Linked DNA regions of Mus musculus: region 2 is linked to region 1. The links are chromatin loops, found by intact Hi-C in ENCODE. Cell type or tissue: gastrocnemius. All regions are shown on one strand.

Region 1 (8,000 bases):
CTATAAAAAACTCTTAGGAAAAAAAAATACAGGGAAACCCTTCATGCTCTTAGTCTAGCAGTGATCACTTGGATAAGACACCTAAGGTATGCACAACAAAATTTTAAAAAATAGACAAATTTGATTTCGTGGAAAATGTCTATAAGCCTAGTTCTTGGGAGGACCAAAATTTCAGGGGCAGCCTGGGCTATACAGGAAAACATCTTTTTAAAAATGGGGAGGGTAACATAGAGAAAAGCTACAAAGTGGAAAAATAGTTATATAAAATTAAATATTAAATAAAATTCTATGTAAATATATATCCTGAATATATAGAGAAGTTAAAAAAACTCACCAAAAAAAACAAAAAAACAAAAAAAAAAAAAAACAAGCTACCTGCTTCAAAATTGGACAAAGGCTTGGATAAATACTTTTATGAAGATTATAAAAATATTCAAGTAAATTCACCAGGAGTTGCTCAACTACAGAAGTGCAGTGTCAGTAACCTGGCTACTGTAAAGGAAACAAAGTAACAAGTGTTGGCAAGAAGCCGAGGAAGCTGGGACTCTTGTGCATTGTTCCACTGATCCCCAGATGCTCCACTGACCCCCAGATGCTCCCACCACAGTGGCTCCTCAGTTGGCCTGGGGGAGCGGTCTCTGCTGTGTACCTGACAGATATGACAGTAGATGTTGGTACAGTGTGATCCTTGCTGTAAATAGCTAAAACGTGGAAACAGGTGTAGTGAGAAATGTTGGTTTCTTTAAAAAACCCAGTTATGTTATGTGATTATGTTTTAACCCTGGGTACGGATATGGGGCTGCTTCAGATTGTCTGCAGCAGCTGACTATGATTTGTCTCATGCTCTGGCAGGGGCGTGATTCTGCCAGCTGCGGAATAGTTTACGTTTGGAATTCTGGGGACTCTTGAAAGGGTATAAAACGTGCCAGAGTTCAGAGAGGTAGGGGAGGCTACTGCTCTTCCTGCTGCTGGTGGTTTCTATTGCTGTGGTTTGTCAAGTGGTTGTGAGCAAAGAGACAAGAAGAAATAGGATATTTTGATGAAGAAGATCAACACTGCCCCAAGGAATTTGACACTCCTAGTCAGCAGGAAATAGTCTAAAGAGATGGACACCTCTTTCTCCTCTAAACACCTCTTTCTCTCCTACCTAGTGTTAGGGGGTTGAATGGGATTGGGGTGGAGAAGGGTGGTAGGTAAAAGAATGGTTACAGGAAATGACGCAAGCAACTACTGTTGAACAAACAGACAAAATGAACTGGCTACTCAGCCTTAAGAAGGAAATAGATTCTGCCACATGCTAAAGCACACACAAACCTTGGCGTCATACACAATATTGTGCTATGGAAAATATAAGTCACAAAAGGTAGCTGCTCTGTGATTCTCAGTATTTGAGGCACTTTACTGTTGTCCAAAGCTGAGAGTAAAGCAGTTGTTTCTGACACTGGAGGAAGGAAAGGTGGGGAGTTTCCTACCGTGCAATCGGCACAGCACTTGTGTTACAAGACAGAAAGTTCTCTGGAGGTGGATGGTGGCGATGGCTGCCTATGATGAGTGTACTAAGTAGCACTGGAGGATGCGTACCAAATGTCTAACTAATGTGGTAACTTTCATTTTGTGTAATTTGCCACAATAAAACTAAAATGGAGAGGGGGAGAGGAGATCTAGTTTGGCATTGGAATAAGCCACATTTGTGGATGGTACCCACTTGATGTATGCACCAGGCTGGTGCCAGAGGACACGCTGGGGTGGTGTATGGCGAGAGGCATTTTAGGATACAGAATTTCGACGCTAGCACGTCCATTTGGGGGGAGGAATGATACATGGTCCTGTCTCTTGCCGTATACAACAATTAAACCCAGGTGGCATCTAATTCTAACTTTGAAAGGCAAAACAATGGGGTCTTTTAGAAAATAATGTAGAATATGTTTATCACCCAAGGGTAGGAAAATACATTTTAAGCAGGATGCAATAAACATTCCCCAATGGAAAAAACAAATTGAAAAGTTGAATGGTATTTGAATGACGAGTCTCTTGTTTTTCAAAGACAGTGAGGGAGCATAAAAGCGAGGCCACAGAGTGGGGAAGGTGTCTGCCATCCACGTAACTGGCAGAAAACTGGCCTCTCCACTAAGCAAAATCACAACAAACTTAAAAAAAAATGGCAGGGGTTGGGAAGAAAATGGGCTAGTGACTTGAAAACAGCCCTTCCTTCCTAAACAGTTTTTAGGGGCAGATCCTGAGGGGTGGGAAGTACAAAAGATTTCTTTTTTCCCCCTAAAATGTTTCTTAGGAATCAGGACTTTCAAACAAATGCAAGAGGAAGCATCTTTGACTGGGAAAGGAGTTGGCCCCAGTGCAGACCTGGGCCAGCTGGCGGGAAGCTCAGGTGTGAAGCCCACTGCCCTGTACTGACAGACGGGTGGGCCTGGAGCCCTCCCACCAAGTCAGAGCTGAGCCACCAGGAGGTGACCCCGAGTAAAATGTTCTATATGGGTCTAGAGAGATGGCTGGGCAGCTACGGAGGACTGGGGTTCAGCTCCCAGCACCTGTATCCGGTAGTCTACAACTCCAGTTTCAGGGGACCTGATGCCCTCTTCTGGTCTCTGTGGACACTGCGCTCATGTGTACATATCCTCCCTACACGTGTACACATAATTAAAAGTGAACCGCTTTGAAGTGGTTCTGTGTGGTGAAGGCAGCTTCCAGAGAGCTGTTTGCTGTCTGTAGCTGACCCCATGCGCCGCCGCAGATGGGTAGGTCTTCCTTGCTCTGGTCTTCTTTGCATGTCTACCACACTTCATAAAACCCAGCATCTTCATGGCCAACGAATCCCCGAAAAGCGATTGAGGCTCATTTTCTATTAAGGAAAGGAAAACGGAAACACAGTTCATGTGTCTGTTGCATTACTTCTCACAGTGACCTGAACAGGATGCCTGTTTGTCCCCATGGGGCAACAGCAGACCAAAGAAATTATTCCATCTAAGTCTGGCTTTGCGAACCACTGAGTTTTTTGTTTGTTTGTTTGTTTTGTTTTGTTTTGGGAGGGGGCACTTATAGGAACATGCATGAAGGGTGACATACAGAAGCGAGGACGACTTGGGTGGTTGCATTTCCCTCAAAGCCCACCTGGTACAGGTGAGGACGGATGAAAGTTGTGTCCTTGGAGGGTCCTGCACAACTTGTAGGCAGCTGTCTCCCCAAGAGCCCCCCACTATCTACTGCTTATGTAGCCTCAGCCCTGTGAGCCCCATACATTCCTTGAGTGTCCTGAACGTCCCCCTCTCTCCAGGGGCGGAGGAATGTATCATTTCACACAACAATCCCTCTCTTCCCCCCTCATACACGTCCGTGGGCAGAGGCTGGTTAAAGCACAGGCTCGCAGCACTCCACATGTTCACCACAGCACATGTAAACTGCTTCAAGTCCAAGGCCTGCCTGGGTTACAGTGTGAGACCATTTCTGAAAATAAAAACGGCAGGAATAGTGACACATGCCTTTGATCCCAACACTTGGGCAGATCTCTGAGTTCAAAGCCAGACAGGACTACACAGAGAAACCCTGTCTCCAAAACCCCCCAAAAGATCACAGATCCTATCATATACAAAACACATGAAATACAGCTAGTCTGGAATATCCTTGATAGCCTGGCAGTCTGGAGCCCCAGGAGAGTGGCTCTTCAGTCTGGAGTCAAAAGGCATCTAATGGCAGGATTCCTTCCTCAGGAAAGAATGAGCCACTTCCTTAAGGCGTTCACCTGATTGGATGAGGCCAGGAAGGTGGGTAATCTGCTTGACTTGATCTAGTGGTTTAAACATCATTGCCCTTAAAAACCAAAACAAACAAACAAACAAAAACAAAAACAAACAAAAAGCCCCACCTCATAGCAACATCTCAGAAGCATTTGGGTAAAATCCAGACAGATAATCATAGCAAAACTGACGAAGAAAATCAGTCCCGTGAACACAGTGCTGGCTGCCTCCGCCCTTTAACAGCCTGGGGCACAGGAGGAGCTGAGGCAACTCTGGCTTCGCACTCAGGACACCTCCTACTGGAGGGCTGCTTGGTCTAGAGACTTATGGAAGGGCCATGAGGCTGAAGCTGCTGACGTCAACTGAGAGCGCAGGTTTCCGTCCTTTTGTTTGAGTCAGCAAGCCGAGCTGGGAAGTGCTGCGCTCGGGGGATGAGGAAGACATTCTCGGTGTACAGTCTTTTACTTGCACCTTAATTTTTTTTCACCTGATGTATATATTTTGCCTGTGAGATAGTGAGCCACGTGGTGTAATGCCCACGGAGGCCAGAAGAGGGTGCTGTGGCCCGGCTCCACCTGGAATTGGAGTTACAGACAGTTGTGGGCTGGGAACGGAACCAGATCCTCTGAAAGAGCAGTGAGTGCTCTTAACTGCTGGGCTGTCACTCTCGTCCTGTTTACACCTTTCAAACAAGCTCTATATTTGAGATGTCAATGACAGAAACCTCATGTGAGCTGAATATGCTTTACCACTGGCTACCTCCCCACCACTTAAGCCTATTTGAAGAGACAGAACCATCCTGTTCCGCCCAGGGGGTCATGTGGTGGGGTCTGAAGACACTAACTAGGCTGCCTTGACCTCACTAGAGCAGACTTCATTTGGCAAAGATGTCCTTAGACAAGGTTGTAATCTCTCCTGGGACATCCAGCCAGAGGCTTCATTTGCAGCAGGAACTGAGGACAGGGCAGATGCCGTGAGCAACTTGCGGTGGTAGTCACTGCAAAGTGACACTGAAAGTGATACTTTCAGATCAGTGGCCACTGAGGAAGCACTGTTCCCTGGGGACCCCCCTCTCCCTTGCTGGATTTTGGGATCAGGAACGCGTACATGCTTGACTAGCTATGGCCGCCAGGGGGCGCGAGGTAGCTGAGGAGGGTTGCTGGATGCTCAGGGTACCTGGCCCATGCCCTGAGTCCCACAGTGCTGTCCTCTATTTCCAGGACTCCTCCCAGCTATGTTCCTGCGGCAGCCCCTCTGGAGTTCAGGGTGGCTTGACCCATCTAGTTTTACAGGGCTGGTTCCGACTATCTCCCACCCTAGAGCCAGCTGCTTCTTCAAGGCTCTCTGGGAGCTGATGACAGTCGCTGTTCCTTCTCTTTTCGGCTGAGGTGGATAGCGCCAACCTCGTCCTCCTAAGGTGGGAGTGGACAGCTACCTTCACAGCTTCTGAAGAGCAGGGCCTTGGGGCCCTGGAGAAGGACTCAAAGGTCACCTGGCCATGCTGCAAATTCTATCCTTACAGGCACCCCATCACACTTATCTACAGCTCTGTCTAGAACTTACTGTGCGACGAAGATTAAGGTTTTACAAAAGGATACTCAATTAAATGTGAATTTCAGATAAACAACAAATTAATTTTTGTCATGTATATCCCATGAAGTATCTGAGACATATAATAACACAAAAAGAAATTCCTTATTTTTCTGATAAGCAAATTCAACTTTGAATCCACTGTTTTTTTGTTGGTTTTTTGTTTGTTTGTTTGTTTGTTTTTGTTTTTCCTGGATAGGAATGAGTTTTGGTGGAGGCAGGCAGGGAAGGGTTGGGGCTGAGGCAAAGTAGGCATGAAGGCTTGTAAGTTTTCTTAAAAGCCTTCTCTCTGTTACAGGAAGCTGTGGTACAGCTCTGCCCTGTGGCATTGGCTCCTCTCACATCGCCAACTCTTTCACTGATTAAAAGGAAGAGAAAAGAAACGAACCATCTTAATTATTTTAATCAGCAAAAATTGTGGCTCTTGATGCCTATGGCCTGTTTCCTTCTTGGGGACCTTAATAATTTGTATAATAACGTTTTAATTGTGCAAATCTGTGTTTTGCTATTTCAGGGCATTTGCTTCTGCACTGGGCTCTGAGCCACACAGGAACTGTCCCACTGGGCAGGAATATGACTGTCCTCATTTCACCTCTACCAGCCCTGAGCCAAGAGCCTTCTGGGAACTTCACATCTGGACACTGAGTTCACACCCAGTGAGTGGTGCACAGAACTCTGTGTCCATTACATGGCATTTGGGACAGACTCAGCCCAGTGTAATGGGGCAGATCTCTTCAAGGATCCCAGTAACACTGGTTGCCCTGTGCATAGCTCCTCTCTCACCCCTCTGTAGGGTCCCATCTGAGATGAGACTGGCTCTGCCATAGATACTTGCTTCTGTGGTCACGACCTTCATGCAAGTTCGTTTCATGTCAAATTTATATAAGATACACTGGAATTTGGGGAGAGAAAAACCTCAGGTGAGAAAGTACACCTAACAGATGGGCCTGTGGGGAAGGCTGCGACTCCTTTTTGTGTTTTTCTTTTGATAAATGACTGTTGTGAGAGAGCCCAGCCCATTGTGGGTGGTACCACCCTTGGGCTGGTGGTCCTGGGTTCTATAAGAAAGCAGGTTGAGCAAGCCACAGGGAGCAAGCCAGTAAGCAGCATCCTGCCATGTCCTCTGTATCAGCTCCTGCCTCCAGGTTCCTGCCCTGATTTCCCTCAGAGATGGTCTGTGAGGTAGACCTATAAGCTGAAATAAACCCCTTCCTCTTCAAGTTGTTTGGAGTCATGGTGTTTCCCCCTGAACAATCTGGCCTTGGCAATCCGGAAGCTAGATATGCTAGTATGTGAGGCTGCTGTAACAGGGTCTCTCAAATGGTGTGTCCTTAAACAGCAGAGATTTAGAGTCCTGCAAGCTGTGTATCTTAAGGTAAAGCAGTGGGAAGCCTGGCTCTTTCTAGGGAAGATCTATGTGAGGTGACCCTCCTTGGACAGCCATCTTCTGCCTCTTCATGTCATCGGTGTGTGTGCCTGTCCCTGTGTCCAAATTTCTTTCTTTCACGGGATGCCTGTCCCATGGGACTAGGGCCCACACCCAAGACATCATTTCAACTCACCTAGGTCTCCATAGGGTACATTCTGAGATTTTAGGGACTAGGATCCTAACACAGCTTGTTTGAGGCTGTACACAAGTCAGTCCATAGCACCAAGGGAACCCTCGTGTGTGACCAGCTATTCAGTGGTGCAGAGATGACTCTGGAGTCCCCTCTGTGCCATAGTAGACAGAGCCTTGGGTGTCAGGAGGCTTGGTCAGGAAATGCTCACAACTGTAGCAGCACTGGCACTATAGAGAAGTAGTGTAGAGAGAATATCTTGTGTATTGTGTGGATGCATCACTTGTCAATTAAAAACCCTATGGCCTATAGGAGAGGTTAGAATAGAAGGTGGGATATCCAGGAGGCAGAAAGGATTCTGGGATAGAGTGAGGCACAGGAGACTTTGGTCCTGGGGAACCCTACGGTGGAGCAGATGCATGGAACCTTGAGCAGAGGCAACCTGCCACATGGCAGAACTTAGGTTAAATGGGATATTAATTTATGAGCTAGCCAGAGAACAAGCCAAAACTTATGACCACAGTGTTTGTAAATATGCTTGAGTCTCAGAGTCGATATTCCAGGAGCAGGGGCTGGGAGGAAAAGCAAGGACATACAGACAACACACAGCCACAAAGTAGCACCACTACTGGGTGCCTCTGATGGTTCACTTTTGTTGCCAACTCGACTACCTGCAAAATCAACCAAAACCCAAGCTGATGGCATGCCTGTATATAAGGGTCCATTTTTCACTGAAGAATGATACCCAGGACTCAAATAGTATGCAAAAGCAAAGAGTGTTTTATCCTGCAGAAGTTCAGCATGCTGGGGTCTACCATCTACCAAGATGGAGGCGCCCAAGTGAGCTTGCAGGCCTGATTTAAAGCAAATTAGGGGAATTCTGGGAGGAGGTAGGTGACTGTTTTCTTAATCTGTTGGCTCTATCTCTAGGGACATTCCAGAACCACGGCTGGGACAATGGGGGGCTGAAAACTGTTGCTGGGGAAGTCTGGAAACTGTTGCTGACCCATGGCACTTGCCTCTGGCCAGGTGGTGGGGCAGCTTCTAATGGCAGGGCAGTTTCTGATTGGCTGCTTGAGGCCTGGGGGGTTTTTTTTAGTAA
Region 2 (8,000 bases), 49 kb after region 1:
GTGGAAGCCAAAAGCGCTCTTGTAATGTTTGAGCTCTCTTTCCATCCCCTGCATTTAAGTTTTTAAAACATGGGTGCAGAGGACACAAACTCAGGTCCTCTGCTTGTGTGGTGAACAATAAATGGATTGAGCCATCACCCCAGCTCTAGAAATATACTTTTAAAAAAGAAATACCACCTTGGGGCCTAGGAGCGGCTCAGTGTCTGCTTTTCTTACACTGAATCTGGTTCCCAGCACCCCATGGTTACTCACAACCCTCTGCCACATCAGTTCCAGGAGTGCTGACACCCTCTTCTGGTCTCCACAGGCATCAGGCATGCATACAGTACACATAAATACACAAAGCAAAACACATGAAATAAATATAAATATTTTAAAAATTAAAGAAAAAGAAATACAATTTTAAATCCACAGATGACATGATTGTGCATATAGAAAAATCCAAAGGAATGTTTAAAACATGGCCCCAAACATGGTCAAACGATTAGTTTGCTAGTGGAATTGAGTGGCTGTATCAAGAATCAGTTATGGAGGAAGAATCTCTATTGGGCCTTGAGGGACGACGAGCTCATGTTAGGCAGATGCCTCTCCTTCAGCGTGGGCAGTGGAGACCCCAGCAAGCTGCAGGACACAGTGTCCTCCCCTGCCTTCATGCAGACCTGCTGGGAGAAGCACAGGAAGAAATCCACAATTAATTTCTTTAGTTTCTCAAAGAAATGCCCCAGTGTGACACGTAGTGACAAAGCTGACATGTCAGGGAGGTGAAGGGTTAAGTTCCTCACAAAGGTGAAAAGAAAGGAAAGAAAAAAAAAGACTTTAATGTTCCTAAATGACTTCTTCCTGCTTTGCTCTGAGCAGCAAGCACCCAAAGATCAAAAGTGAACGCCCAGGCCTGTGTGGGGGAAAGAACGCATAGACGCTGGGTGAAATGGGGTCTGAGCAGTCGTCAGCCAAGGGTAAACAACTGAATAAGCCACTAAACTACAGGAGAATAGAAGGGCGTGGCTGCCGACTGTGTCAGGGTGGGAAGCAGCAAAGAAGGGGCCTGCTAGGTCAGCCAGCTAGAAGAAGAATGAACCAGAAAAGATGAGGAGGAGGAAGAAGGGGAGAAAAAGAGGAGGAGGAAGAAGAAGAGGAGAGGGAGGGGGAGGAGGAGGAGGAGGAGGAAGAAATGGCTGTCCTATAATGTGTGTGTTGCTAAAAACTCAAGTGCAGCTCAACATTAGCTTCAGCATAAAAAGTATACAGTTTTGCATAGCTGATGAGACTCTTTGTAGAGAAAAAAAAATTTTTTTAAAATGCAGTTTGGAGTTTTTGAGGGGCTACAACGTACAGTTAGATTTAAAGCTTTTGATGTTGAGTGTTCTTAAATATCTGATGATCAGTTTCTTACATACAGTAATTCGGCAAACTTCCTAAGAATTCATATTACCAGTAAAATTTATGTATTTATTTATATATTGTTTATTAAAATTACAATAAAATAATGTATATTGAAAAAATTCAATTGCATGTCTGTGTAAAAGACAGTTTCTGGGAGTTAGCATTTACTTACTCCCATCCACAGAAGTATCAAAACCAGAATATACTTGATGAGGCATGCCACTGAAAACGGTAGCACTAGCTCATGGACAAACCACAGAGCCCCAAGGAAGCCGAAACCAGCAATACATGTAAGAACTGTAAATCACATATTGTGAAATTTTCAGTCCATTTTAAATTACTCATAGATTTGAAGCATCCCCAATAAAAATTCGGTAGGTTTTTTTTTTTAATTTGGGTGAAATTTTCAAAATAATTTTGTGATGCTGATGGAACACAGGGCCGTGGGCATGCCAACACTGTCAGAAACTAGTTCTGAAAAGGGAACACAGAGCTGAGAGTGCAGCCTGTCTCGTTTCAAGACTTACTACGAGTCGTGGTAACCTAGAGACTTGGGTGTCAGTACAAGGATACAGAGCTATGTCGACAGAATAAAATCAAGAGTCTGAAAACAGCTGGCATGGTGTCTCATACCTGTAACCCCAGCGCTACTCTGGAATACCCAGTGAGTATCGCGTCATCCATGGCCCAACACATCTCAATAAAACCAAACAAATAACAACCAAAACAAATCAACAAACCAGAGTCCAGAAATAGACTCCAGTTCATGGGCCTGGCAGACTTTGAGAGAGGAGCCGCAGAACATCAACAGGAAGGGGAAGGTAGCCTTTTGAACTGCTCTGGGTGACTCACAGCCACACAGTCATTAACTGAAGATGGGGTAAGCAGCAGCCTGCAAGAGGTGAGACAAGGCAGCAGGTGGAAGAAAGCAGACTGGTCATGCTTGGAGTATGATAGGTTTCTTAGATGCAGAAGCCAATGACCAGAAAAAAACATCTAACACATCTGTTTGATAAAAGACACTATTTAGAGGCTGGTGTGGTGTGGGGCACAGTGAGAGCGTGCTTGTCTAGCATGTACAGACCTTAGGTCCAGTCCTCAGCACTGAATAAAAAGGCACATAAATAAGACAGACAAGATACTATTTGGAAAGTGAATAGTAAGCCAAAGAGGGTAGTGAAGTTTTAATATATATATATTAAACATACATATACATATATATATATGTGTGTGTATGTATATATATGTATGTATGTGTGTATATATATGTATATATATATGTATGTGTATATATATATATGTATGTATGTGTATATATATATGTGTGTGTTTGAACAAAAGACATGTTTAAGACTATATAAAGAATTCTTATAGCTTAACAGTAACAATAGAAGCAATGGAAATATGTGCAAAAATCTAGAACAGGCACTTTAAACAGAAGGTATATGAATGACAACCTATACATAAAAAGACACCCAACGTCTCCATGCATGAAGGAAAAGAGGATCGCTTTGCACCCGCTGGAATGGCTACCTTGAGAGCCCAGCAGCTCCCCAGCAGAGGCTGCAGAACCATTGCTCTGTTACTCTAACATTGCTGGGAAGGATCAAGGCTGTTCACACACAAAGTTCAATGGAAACCTAAGCCATGGCCCAGCAATTCAGTCCCATCGTCAGCCCAAAGAAGAGCAAACGGACATCAGATACAAGATCCACACATGCGTGTTGCTGGCAGAATTTTAAAAGCAGCTTAAAATTGCAAACAGCTCTAATAAACAGCCAGGTGGATGATGGGCAGGTTGTCCTTCCATCCTGCTGTGGGGTGCAGTGCAAAGGACCATGGGATTGAAATGCCTGCTCTCCCAGCTGAGAAGCCAGATGCAAGGGTGTGAATCATTAAATCCCTATAAGTGTAGGTCGAATAGTCTAGTAGGTAGATAATCATTGCCACCGAAGCAATAGTGATCACTGGGGGAAGGCACAATAAACCTAATGAGATGATATAGATAATGTTTTGAGGTTCAGGAGGTTAAACTCGAGGTCCTGGTCCATGCCAGGGAAATGCTCTACCACTGGGCTCTATGTTCTCAGTCCCACAGCCAGTTATTTTGCTTGGTGAATGGGTTACACTGGTATATGCTTTTGCTAAAAACTCAAATGTGTCTTTAAAATCTGTGAGCTTGAGTGTATGAAAAATTATCCCTCAATAATCCAATTATCTGTTTGAGAAAAAAATCTTAAAAAGGGATAAAAGTAGTTCCCTAAATTTGTGAAAAATTAGGTGGCCTTACATGGTAGCATTAATCTATAGAACTTTGTGTTGGATTAGCACCTGGTGTGGTGGCCTTATCTTTGTAATCTGCATAGGGATGAAGAGCAGTTAGAAGGGTCAGGGGTTCACGGGCAGCCTCGGTGACAGAAGATCTGTCTGGAAAAGAAGATGAAATAAGAAAGCACTGCACATTGAGTTAATTAGTGGAGACCATACCTGCTAAACTATAGTTAGTAGTCTTGCATGGAATGATTAATATAAACTATTTGTGTGAGGTTGAGCAGTGCCCCTCTCAAAAGTTATAGCCACACAGACCTCCAGGCTTCAAACATATTAGAAATACAGTTTTTCAAATGTAATTAGCTAGCTAAGATGAGATGACATTGAGATTGGTGGCCATAAGTTCAATGGCTAGTATCCTACTATGACTGTGGAGATGGAGAAAGAGAAGAAGTCTTGGAGCAATGGAGGAAGAAACTGGACTGATGCAGCTACTCATCAAATCATGCCAGGACTGGTGGCAATCATGAGAGCCAGGAAAAGGGCAGAGTGGATGTCAGGCCCTCGGCCAGGTCCCAAGACTAAATCAGCAGAGTGGATTTCAGCCCCTCTGCCAAGACTAAAACCAGTGCAGCTGCTGCCTTGACCTCAGACTTTGGCCTCTGGTGTGAGGACCCACTTTAGCTGTTGCAAGCTATCGAGTGTGGGGTAATTAATGAGGTCTGTGTTAGGACACTAGTTCACGGGTCAATCTGCTATCAGAGGATACTTAAGAATTCCAGCATCTGTCTGATACTCGCAACTAGACTTGAATCAATACATTAATGGGCTACTCTAAAATTAGACATTATATTTAGGTGTACCATATAAATCAATGCATCTCCAAATATATATCCCTCTTTTATGCGGTTTGAATAGTATGAAAATGAGTTAACAGCACATAGCCATTGGCTACCTGTACTGTCATTTTCTAATGGATTTATAAATCCTAGAGACCCTGCCCTGTCAGCAACTGGGGAAGCCTGAATGGTCCCGGTGGACTGCTTTGGGACAGGGAGATTGTTGTCTCAGGAAATCACCATGTCCCAGGATATGGATTGATGGTCATTTATTTTGCCAGTCTGGTTCGATTCGACTAAGGTTTATTAAATACCTCATCCTGAGACTCCCCACTGAAATCTACTCGGTTCAATCCAATCAAACCCGTGCCATCAGCGTCCCTTCTTTGAAAGTCACTCTGCAGTGAGCCCCTCGCTTAGTCAGGTCTTCAAGCACTGCCTCTGGCCCTTGGGCCTCACCACAAAGATACTTTTTGAAAATCTATTATGAGATGTAACGAGAGACCAGTAACAAGACCTCAGTAAGAGAGATTGATGGCTGGGATGGGACAGTAATTCTGTTTTCCTACACTGCCCTTCTCATTTTAATAGGCGTCAATATCCTTAGGAAATTGAGCTCCTTGGAGTTAGGGATTCGCCTCCAGGTGTCCTTCCTCCTTCCTCTCCTGCCAAGAAGTAACAGACATTTACTTCTGCTTGCTGTTGAAATACAGGACATTGATTCCCCCTCAGCTGCTTTTGAATGACTGGGCCATGGATAATGAGAATCCAGAGTTGTTATTTGTTTAATTAGTGCTTTTTATTTTAAATATGTTTTGAAAGATTTTATTGTATAGCCTAGATCAGCTTGGAACTCTTGATCATCCTGCTTCAGTGCCTGGAATGTAGGTGGCACAATGCGCAACTTTGATTTAAATGTGTGTGTGTGTGTGTGTGTGTGTGTGTGTGTGTGTGTGTGTGTGTGTGTGTGTGTTGTGTGTGTGTTGAAATGTCATTGTATTTCTCAGGCCAGAGATATAGCAGAGTTGCTAGTGGTTGTCTCTCAGGCCTGACGTCCCAGGTTCCATTTCTAGCACCACATAACCAAGAACGGTGGTGCCTGCCTCTTGGGTTGTGGGAGGCAGGTGGATCAGAAGTTCCAGGACATTTTCTTCTACATAGCAAGTCTGAGACCAGCCTGGGTTACATGAGACCTGTCTCAGATAATTTCTCTTTGTTGTTTTGATTCAAGAGTGAAATTTTGTTTGTGTAAAGAAATATCTAGTTTTTGGACTGCTTGTTTAAATAACTTTAAAATTTAAGATCATCAATATAAATACTCTGTCTTTGTGTCTCTGTCTATCTCTGTCTTTGTGTCTCTGTCTCTCTATCTCTGTCTTTGTGTCTCTGCCTCTGTGTCTCTGTGTCTCTGCATCTCTGTCTCTATCTCTGTCTGTCTCTCTCCCCTTGCCCTTCAGCAGACTGGATTGCTTCTATTTTTTGCTTCCTTCTCTTTCTCTAAATTCTTAATGCGGTGTGATGAGGTTGGCTCTCGGGACTGTTGTGATACATTGTTGGTAGTATTATGGATCCACCCCATGTTGCCACACAGAATAATTTCCCTCCTGGCTAGACGTCCTTACTTTTGACCATTACACAATGGAAAGCTCTATATGCCTTGCCCTTCACTCCCATTAGAGTCAATATTTATTTTTAATGCTGCCTGGGACACCAGCTGTTCTGCGGACAATGGCAGTATTGTTTCTTTTAGCTGGACTCTGGTCTTAGTTCCAGAGGCTCCTCCATCAAATGGCCTAGGTCATAGTCAGAACTAGTTTTTGTTTTTTGTTTTTCAACTAAAACTCTTAAATCTTTTTAGAAAAGATTTATTTATTTGTATTTATGTCTCTGGGTGTATTGGCTGTATGTATGTCGGTATACCCCATGCATGCCTGTTATCTACAGAGGCCAGAAGAGGGTGTCAGGTGGGCTGGGACTGAAGTTATGGTTGGTTGTGAACCCCCATGGGGGGACTGGGGATTGACCAAACCTAGGTACTCTTGAAGAGCAACAAATGATCAAGAAGACCCCTGAGCCATCTCTCCGGCCCCACTACATCTTCTTCACACTGGAAGTCTCTCCTGTCTTGGCTCTGTTGGACATCTTGGGACGGTAGGGTATCTTTGAGTTTCCCTCAGTTAATTTTGTCTCCACATATAAAACATTTTTGAATCCCAGCTCTGTGATCTGTAGCACTGGACACCTCTCCCAAGCTCATTATTTGGCACGTCTGCCTTCCAAACCTTCATCCCTGTTCCCAGAAGCTGACAACTAAACCAGAAACCAGAAGCTTGTGGCTAGAGGCAACCTGTAGAGCTGTGATGTCACCCAAATTGGGTGTGGCTCATTAGTCGTGAACTCTACCCTACTGCATCTTCCTCCTGCTCATATGCTACTTAATATCTGTCTCGGAAACTTCTGAGACAGCTTGTCAAATGCTGGGCAGCTGTCAACAGTCTGGGGTTAATTCATGCTTCCGACCTCCATGTAACTACCCTGTTCTTTCTCTCAAGTAAATCTTAATTGGTTAACCCTTAAACTAGAAGGGGGTTAGTCCTTCTGGAGCCAGTGACACATTATAAACAAAGGCATCATCTTCTAGCAGTGTTTGTCATGGATCTGTTGGTAGTTCTGAAACGATTAATTGTCACACACAGAGTCCAGTTTGCTTTGAAGTTGGGAGAAAATGTGCTTTCCTTTTTCTTCTCCTGATTTCCCAGAAAACTCCCCAGACCTATTCACAGACTCTTGCTGTACCCCAGAGCTCATTTTGTCTGAGGCTAGCAAAATCTGACTTCACAAGTCCCTGAGCTGTGATGACTGTCTCCACCTGGACCTAGGACCCTTCATACTGTCTCACCTCTTGTCCCCTCATGTCTGGTCCCCACTCTTGTCTCCTCATGTCCAGTCCCCATTCTTGTCCCCTCATGTCCAGTCCCCACTATTGTCTCCTTGTGTCCGGTCTCCACTCTTGTCCCATCATGTCCGGTCCCCACTATTGTCCCCTAGTGTCCGGTCCCCACTATTGTCCCCTCATGTCTGGTCCCAACTCTTGTCCCCTCGTGTCCAGTCCCCACTCTTGTCCCCTCGTGTCTGGTTTCCACTCTTGTCCCCTCGTGTCCGGTCCCTACCTCTTGCTTCCCATCCCGTCCTGTGTCCTGCTGCTTCTCGTCTGTTTCTTACTAGACAGAAACAAGACAGCTCCTGAGTAGTTCCAGTGCCGTCTGGTTGGCTAATTTCCCAGGCTCCTGAAGGAGCAGGCTAAGTCCATCTTTGTTTCTGGCTTCTGGCACCTTTTGCTCTTCCAGGCTGTCTTTCCAGCTCTTACTGGAAGGACAGAGTCTCTTCCTTAAACAACCATGTGGGTGTATCTTTCTGTCTGCAGGAAGGCTTGCCCAGTTGCCTCACACAACCTCAGAGTGCCCCACGAATGCCTAAGTGTCCAGTGAATATTCATATAGATATGGG

Evidence for each region. A loop is a pair of places that touch in the nucleus more often than their neighbours do. Peaks named below come from ENCODE experiments on the same cell type or tissue, not always from the same donor. Only the 100,000 strongest peaks of a DNase experiment are listed, where the experiment ranks them.
Region 2: it touches region 1 in a loop (2.2-fold over the local background); 5 of 42 quality-filtered maps call a loop at or near these places.

Annotation. Positions count from the first base shown.
Region 1 is chr10:42,837,666-42,845,665 of GRCm38, forward strand. No RefSeq gene overlaps it. Among named protein-coding and RNA genes, the nearest start is that of Scml4, 19 kb to the right of the region's middle. In gastrocnemius, CTCF peaks have their summits at 4,285 (motif pointing right) and 4,882 (motif pointing right); DNase peaks (open chromatin) are centred at 4,086, 4,274, 4,876 and 5,944; H3K27ac peaks cover 569 bases.
Region 2 is chr10:42,886,295-42,894,294 of GRCm38, forward strand. The region is part of intron 1 of Scml4 (Scm polycomb group protein like 4); the gene reads left to right. Among named protein-coding and RNA genes, the nearest start is that of Gm34006, 22 kb to the left of the region's middle. In gastrocnemius, no CTCF peak of the experiment used is centred here; DNase peaks (open chromatin) are centred at 4,228 and 7,742; H3K27ac peaks cover 3,272 bases.